2 separate regions of the Homo sapiens genome follow, and region 2 is linked to region 1. A link is a loop called in an ENCODE intact Hi-C map of the cell type or tissue named here. Cell type or tissue: heart right ventricle. All regions are shown on one strand. Region 1 has its middle 90 kb from the start of TJP1. Region 2 overlaps TJP1 (tight junction protein 1).

Region 1 (4,000 bases):
CAATTAGGGGAGCTCTATATAGCATCCCCTTTCAACTTCAGGCAAACGTTTATTTAATAAGCAAATGTTTACCAAATAAATATAAATTTGCTCCATGATGTATGAAAACACCAGGGAAGAAACTATATTTATTTAAGGTGTAATCCATGCTAGTGAGTCGAATTTCTAACTTACAAAAATCCTCAAGTCATATGAAATGTTTTGTACGTTTAAAACATATTAATACTGTTTGGATGGCTATCTTCAGCTTATTCCAATACTATATGTTACATTCATTCCCTTGTGTGACAGAGGCAGATACCATCCCCCTGAGGTTTCCTAATGCCATGAGAATGTGGAAAGCAAGCCTCCGGAGAGCGAACTCACTCTGAGAAAGGCTTTGAAGATTGTTTTCTCATCTGCTTTTTATTTTCATATGCAAGTACGGTCCTCTGTAGTACATCTTATCTCTCTCTTTAGCCAGAAATACTTTGGCCCATAAAAATAGAAGAAAATCTCCAGCTAAGAGTGACACAAGTGCAGAGGTTAAATATTCAGTTCTTTGAAGTGAAATCATTTTTTTGTTCTTAGTGTAATGATACCCCTTTTCCTCCCTCTCCCTTCCTCTCCCTCAACACTTCCCAGGTCAGCAAGCTAGAAACTTTGTTGTCATCTTTAGATCCTCCCTCTCTCACTCTCACTCACTAGTTATTTTTAAGTCCAGAAATGCGATCTTCATAAGTGTCTCTGAATTTATTCTGCTCACTGCAAACTTAACTCCTGCTGCATCTTGATGCACTTGAACAATACAGTTCTTAAAGTTCTTAACCCTTTGGAGGTTATGAACTCCTTCAGTAGCTAATGAAAACCATAGACCCCCTTCTAGAAAAAGATGTGTGTATGTACAAATGTGTGTGCACATACACAATATTGCAACCATTTTAAGAAATTCACAGACCCCAATTAAGAAACCCTTGTAGGTCATTCTCCTGCCTCTGATACCTCCCACAACCAACAAATCCTCCATATTTTTATCAAGGTTATCTTTCCAAAATAGATTTAGTCATGTCAGTCCTTTGTCTAAACACTTTACTAACTTGCCATTGACTGTAGAATAAATTCTAGTGTATTTAATCTGGTCTTTTAAGTCCTCCGTATTCTACCCCCTTTTTTTTTTGTGATCCCCCTGCTTTCATGAACTATCTACTGCTCTATTTGCTATTCTCCACACCTGCTGTGAGTTTGTAGAACTTTTTGACTGCTTGTGCTGTCCTTGTCTCTAGGATATTTACCTTCTTGCCCTTCTTTTCTTCACTGTTGAGGGCTTTATTTTTTCAAGGCTCTGATGAAATGGTTGTTGTTCATGAGACTATCACTCCTCTATTAATCTCTGCTCGTCTCTGCTTCCTGCAATCCTGCAGAACTGTCTGCCTGAGCTGGCGCATCTACTAAGTTAAACCGTATGAAATTACTGATATTCAGCTGCTTTTAAAACTTATTTTTAAATTTACATACGGTAGCATTCACTCTATTTGGTGTACAGTTTCTGAGAGTTTTGATAAGTGCAATAAGTTATGTAACCACCACAATCAAAATTCAGAACAGTTCCATCACCTCCCAGAATATTTTTTCCAAGCTCCCTCTTTTTTTTTTTTTTTTTTTTTTTTTTTTGAGACAGAGTCTTGCTCTGTCTCCCAGGCTGGAGTGCAGTGGCATGATCTCAGCTCACTGTAACCTCTTCCTCCCGTAACTTCTGCCTCAGCCTCCTGAGTAGCTAGGATTACAGGCATGCACTACCACATCGGCTACTTTTTGTATTTTAGTAGAGACATGGTTTCACTATGTTGGCCAGGCTGGTCTCAAACTCCTGACCTTGTGATCCGCCTGTCTTGGCTTTCCAAAGTGCTGGGATTACAGGCGTGAGCCACCACGCCCGGCCCCAAGCTACCTCTTTGACTACAAATATTTCTGTTTTTCACTACAATTAACATAATTTTGTGTGGTTCTACCTAATATTTGATTCAAAACTAAATAGTTGTTTTCTTGTGGTTATGGACTGCCTATTTGTGTTAAAAATTCATATGTTGAAATCCTAACTCCCCGGTGCCATGGTATTAGGCGGTAGGACCTTTGGGAGGTGATTAGGCCGTGAGAGTAGAGCCTTCATGAATGGGCTTAGTGCCCTCATATGAAGAAGGGGACCAGTGCCTTTCTTTTCTCTCTCCACCATGTGAGGCACAGCAAAAAGCCATCTACAAAGCAGGAAGCGGGCCTCTCCAGGCATTAGATCTGCCAGAGCTGTAATGTTGGACTTCCCAGCCTCCAGAGCTGTGAGAAATAAATATTTGTTAAAGCCACCCAGTCTGTGGTATCTTGTTATAGCAGCCCAGGTGACTAAGACACTCATCTTTCTCCTCATTGGATTGCGAACTCCCCAAGAATCCAAATCATGCCTTATTTTTCTATATCCCCATAACTCCTAACATAGATAAAGCCTGGTGCATTTTAAGTTCCCAGAGCCTGAGTCTTAGTTGAGTCAACAGAGGAATGCATGCTTAACAAAAATAATTATGAGATTTGCTTTCATTATGAGACTGAACTTCCGTGATATGGTTTGGCTCTGTTTCCCCATCCAAATCTCAAGTCAAATTATAATCCACAGTGTTGGAGGAGGGACCTGGTGGGAGGTAATTGGATCATAGGGGTGGATTTCCCCCTTGCTGTTCTCGTGACAGTGAGTTCTCACAAGATCTGGTTGTTTAAAAGTGTGTAGCACCTCCCCCTTTGCTCTCTCCTGCTGGCCATGTGAAGATGTGCATGCTTCCCCTTTGCCTTCCACCATGATTGTAAATTTCCTGAGACCTCCTCAGCCATGCTTCCTGTACAGCCCATGGAACCATGAGCCAATTAAACCTGTTTTCTTTATAAATTACCCAGTCTCAGGTAGTTTTTTATAGAAACATGAAGACAGACTAGTACATTCCCCCTTCTTATTTTCCTGCCTCTTCCTTCTTCTGCTGAATTTACTAATGGGTTCCATTATGCCTTGCCCGGTTCTTGAGATAGTCATTCTAGAAACAGCAACTCAGCTCTGTCAGCCTCTGGGTTTTGGAGTTAAGTTCTGAGACTGAGCAGATCTGGTGTGCTGTATGCCAGCTCTGAGCCTGAAGCATTGGGACCACCTCAGCTGCAGTGGGCAACTGCTGACATGACTGCATTTGAGTAGGTTTCATGAGAGATACCAATGCAGGTAAATGTATTGTAGAGGAATAAGGTGACTGAATCTTTAGCATATTATTTATTTGCATCTGCTCTCCCTAAGATCATCATAGTACAGCTTACTGCCTCCAGTGGTCTGAAAGCAACAGAGTTATCTGGAGCTAAAAGTATCAGCTAGTGAGTGTTAGAGGGGCACCCGTTGATGTACTCTTACCATGCAGGTGTATGTTCTCCTCTCCCTGTCTTTCAGGGCTCATTGATCATTTAATTCCACCTCAGATAATCTGTCACTCTCTTTTAGTTTACCCCATCACATATAATTGACAATGCAGAATCCGTGTATAAGTTGGGACTTCTCTGTGCTTGTAGCGTGTTATTTTTAGGAGAGGAGGTGATTACTCTCATATCATTAGAGTTATTGGGGAAGCAATTTTGTTAGTCATTATGCATATCAATAATTATACAAACTGATTTATGAGTGCATTTTTATCACTAGTATTATTAGTGCAGTTGTTAGAGCTAAACCACAAATATAATTACTTTCAACTTTAATGAAATATAGAATAATCTACATTCAGATAGTAAGAATAGTATTAATCGCTGACAATAATTAAAATACACTTCTACATATAAACAGTGTTTAAAATGTAGAAGTAAACATGATACCAGACAATATTTTCAAAGTGGAAAGGCTAAGGGAGTGGTGAAAGTGTTTAAAAACAGGCCTGTGTTTAGGACTTCCTAGCGATAGGCTAAGCACCTTGGCAGAGAGTCAGGTATTGTAGCAATGAACTTGGGTGGA
Region 2 (4,000 bases), 160 kb after region 1:
GCCTGTTGTTTTCTTTGTGTTCGTAAGTTCTTACCATTTAGCTCCCACTTACAAGTGAGAACATGCAGTGTTTGGTTTTCTGTTCCTGCATTCGTTTGCTAAGGGTAATGGCCTCCAGCTCCACTCATGTTCTGGCAAAAGACATGTTCTTTTTTATGGCTGCATAGTATTCCATGGTGTATATGTACCACATTTTCTTTATCCACTCTGTCATTGGTGGGCATATAGGTTGACTCCATGTCTTTGCTATTGTGAATAGTGCTGCAGTGAACATTTGTTTGCATATGTCTTTATGGTAGAATGATTTATATTCCTTGGGTATATACCCTGATTGGTGAGTTTCAGATTTTATTTACTGATCATTGGTGTTAGTCTTTTGTCTAAATAAATTTCATAACTCCAATTTGATAAGTGCTTTATTCTAAACAAGAATTACATATATTGTTGGTAGTGAACATGGTGTTGGTAGTACTACGTGTTCTTTTTTAGGCTCACCATGAGGTCCTTTACCTTTGTTTTTTTTTTTTTTTTCTGTTTCCCTTTCATCTGAGAAAGATAGAAAGGGTGCCAGTTAGAAAGATATGATTCATTAAGTATTTCAATGGTTAATCAGCGAGTCGAATCAGTGACTTCTTTCCCATGGCTCCTGTACCTTACACCGTGACCAATGTGCATAGTTCTGAGTGATCAACAGGCGGCACCACAGTGAATGTTCCTTCTGTAGTGAAGGTTGAAAGATTTTACCAGTAATGTGGATGTTATCCTGCTCATTCGTCCTTTGCCAAATACTTACTAATGTCACATATATGTTATCAGTGTATGGCGATAAATATCCTGAGCAATCTTTTTTTTTTTTTTTTTTTTTTTTTTGACACAGAGTCTTGCTCTGTCTCCCAGGCTGGAGTGCAGTGGCACGATCTCGGCTCACTGCGAGCTCCGCCTCCCAGGTTCACGCTATTCTCCTGCCTCAGCCTCCTGAGTAGCTGGGACTACAGGCACCCGCCACCACGCCTGGCTAATTTTTTGTGTTTTTTAGTAGAGACGGGGTTTCACTGTGTTAGCCAGGATGGTCTCGATCTCCTGACCTCGTGATCTGCCTGCCTCAGCCTCCCAAAGTGCTGGGATTACAGGCGTGAGCCACTGCGCCTGGCCATATCCTGAGCAATCTTAGGCAAGATCCCTGCTATCATTTGGATGTAAGCTCTATATCCAAAGCAAATACATAAATTTGAAAATACAAAAAGTAAATTTTCGTTAGTGGTTAAATGCTATAAAGAGAATCAGGGTAGTGTAATAGTGAAGCAGGAGGGGACAATATTAAATAACAGGCTCAGGGAAGAAAGCTTCTCTGAGGTCACATCATTTTGAACTGGGTAAGAAAGACCCTGGCAGGTGAAGGTCATTCTGGAATAAGGCAAAGCGTGTACTGCTCCTGAGATGGAAACTCGACCTACTGGAAGGGCAGCAATATAGCCCATGTGGCTACATCATAAGAGCAAGGGAGAAAGTGATTTGGAGATCCAAGAAGTGAATTTTTTCTGTTTTAAAAAATTTGGTTAGAACATGAAAGTTTTTTTAATGTTGTTTATTACTTGAAATGTTATTAAATGCTTTTTTGCTAATATGTTTTATCTAACATTTCAAAGTGAGTGGAATATCGATGACATCCTGAACTTTTGTGAACGAACTGTTATTTTCAGTTTGAGGGGATTTCAGGTTACTTCATTGAAATTCCAATGTGAGGTTTTATTTTCAGTGTGCTTTTGTGAGGGGCCAAAAGAGGGAAGATTTTAGTTGATTAAGTTTCTCTAGTTAATGGAAACCCAAGTATAGTCATGGGGTATTCAGTGATTGCTGTTAGATTTTAACCCTTAAGAGGAGATCATGGATCAAATAGCAGAAAGGCAGGCTTCAATATTTATCATATATCCCGTTTAAAAAGTGAAAGTAGGCCAGGCACGATGGCTTACACCTGTAATCTCAGCACTTTGGGAGGCCAAGGTGGGCAAGATCACTTGAGGTCAGGAGTTCAAGACCAGCCTGGCCAACATGGTGAAACCCAGTCTCTACTAAAAATACCAAAATTAGCTAGGCGTGGTGGCGTGTGCCTATAATCCCAGCTACTCGGAAGGCTGAGGCAGGAGAATCGCTTGAACCTGGGAGGCAGAGGTTGCAGTGAGCCGAGATCATGCCACTGCACTCCAGCCTGGGTGACAGAGCGAGACTCCGTCTGGGGGGAAAAAAAAAAAAAAGTGTATTTAGCCGGGCGTGGTGGTGCACATCTGTGATCCTGGGTACTCAGGAGGCTGAGGTGGAAGGATCGCCTGCTTGAGCCCAAGAGGTTGAGGCTGCAGTGTGCCATGATCACGCCACTGAACTGTAGCCTGGGCAATAGAACAAGGCCCTGTCTCAAAAATAAGTAGTACAAAAATAAAAAGTAAAAGTATAAAGTTTATTTACTCCATCAGCTGAGATTTGTTTTCTTCTACAAGTACAATATTTAAAAATGGCAAATTTAAAAACAAACTGCTCCACTTGTCTAAAATAGTAAATATACAAAAAAACTTATTTGCAGATTTTTTAAATGTGAGACAATTTTCTGTTTTCTCTGAGAGAATCCTAATAAGATTTGTGACATTGGTCTCCCACTATAAAATCTACCAAATAAACTGCACAAAGTGCTATGTTAGTCATAAGTATTAGTCAAAGTACAGAATAATCATTATACCACCAATGAAGGTGTAACAACACAATTCTTTAAGTGAGACAAAAGTCCTCTTGGGCTTTCCTCAGTTGTTTCTTACTAAAAGTTGTCCATATCCATGAAAATTACTTTTGAACCACAGACCTGTTTTTCTTCTAATGCGGATGGACTAGATTAATAGATGAATGTTTAAGATGAGAAGCACTTGTACAGAAGAATAAGCTCCACAAACACATACATCTAAATTATTGCCTAAAAACAATATCACAGTGAAATAGACTCAGATTTTTTCAGAAGCATGCTCATGAACACATGTATGTTTTAGAAAGCAGATTACATGTAAAGGACAGATTTACATTGTGAGAAATTAGCTTACAAAATGACAAAGTGGAATTAAGGTAATTATTTTCTTGCCTTCTCAGCATACTTCCTGGGCAACTTTTTTACCTTTTGTTCCCAAGTACCAGCCCTGTATCTCTTGCTTTCTCATCCCCAGAATTCTTTGGGTACCAGTGCAGAGAGAGACCATTTTTTAATCGTTGTGAAGGGGGAACTTCAATGTGTATATATTTGTTTCCATATAAAATCAGAGGATTAGCAGTGATTGCAACATTCTAAGTATGAAACTGGAGTGTGCCTTCACTTTTCTGTCTTTTTGCAATAGAGCCTTCCAGGCTGAAATTTTCCTGTCAGTGGAAAAAACTTTGGAATACAGTTAACTTAAATTCTTAGCATATTTTTATTGTTAATTGTGGTTGAGATAATCCAATGCCTTTTAAAGGGATTAGTAGCTAGCTTTTGTTTTCAACCTAAACTGTGGTGTTCTTGCCTACCTTATGCAATTAATGAACTTGTGAAAAGTATGTATAAATCCGTTTTTGTAGTATAAGTCTTTAATTTGTAATGGGGAGTTGGCTTTATAAAAGGATATTCTACTAGAGTGAATGTTCAGCGCTTCATTTATTTCCTGTATTAAGGTTATTTTTAAAATAAGGCACATCAAGTTGATTGGAAAGGTGTTCATAGAGCTAGAAGTAAGAGGGAAAGGGCTATGAAATGGCGACCAGGCATATCTTATCAATCAGGAGACAGAAAGCACAGTTTCCATGAACAGAGAAAGTTGAATGTAAAGAAATTAAACATAACAGGAGTAATGAGGGATTGACTGGTAAGAACTAAAGAGAGCTCTGAAGATTAAGAACCACGGATAGGGCTGGGCGCAGTGGCTCACACCTGTAATCTCAGCACTTTGGGAGGCCGAGGCGAGCAGATTGCCTGAACTCAGGAGTTCAAGAC

Evidence for each region. Peaks named below come from ENCODE experiments on the same cell type or tissue, not always from the same donor. Only the 100,000 strongest peaks of a DNase experiment are listed, where the experiment ranks them.
Region 2: a loop joins it to region 1, with 3 times the contacts of the local background. A loop is called at or near these places in 62 of 110 quality-filtered maps.

Annotation. Positions count from the first base shown.
Region 1 is chr15:29,910,346-29,914,345 of GRCh38, reverse strand. It overlaps a transcript of TJP1 not described here. Among named protein-coding and RNA genes, the nearest start is that of TJP1, 90 kb to the right of the region's middle. In heart right ventricle, no CTCF peak of the experiment used is centred here; no DNase peak of the experiment used is centred here; H3K27ac peaks cover 4,000 bases.
Region 2 is chr15:29,750,354-29,754,353 of GRCh38, reverse strand. All of the region lies in intron 8 of TJP1 (tight junction protein 1), which reads left to right. Among named protein-coding and RNA genes, the nearest start is that of TJP1, 70 kb to the left of the region's middle. In heart right ventricle, no CTCF peak of the experiment used is centred here; no DNase peak of the experiment used is centred here; H3K27ac peaks cover 438 bases.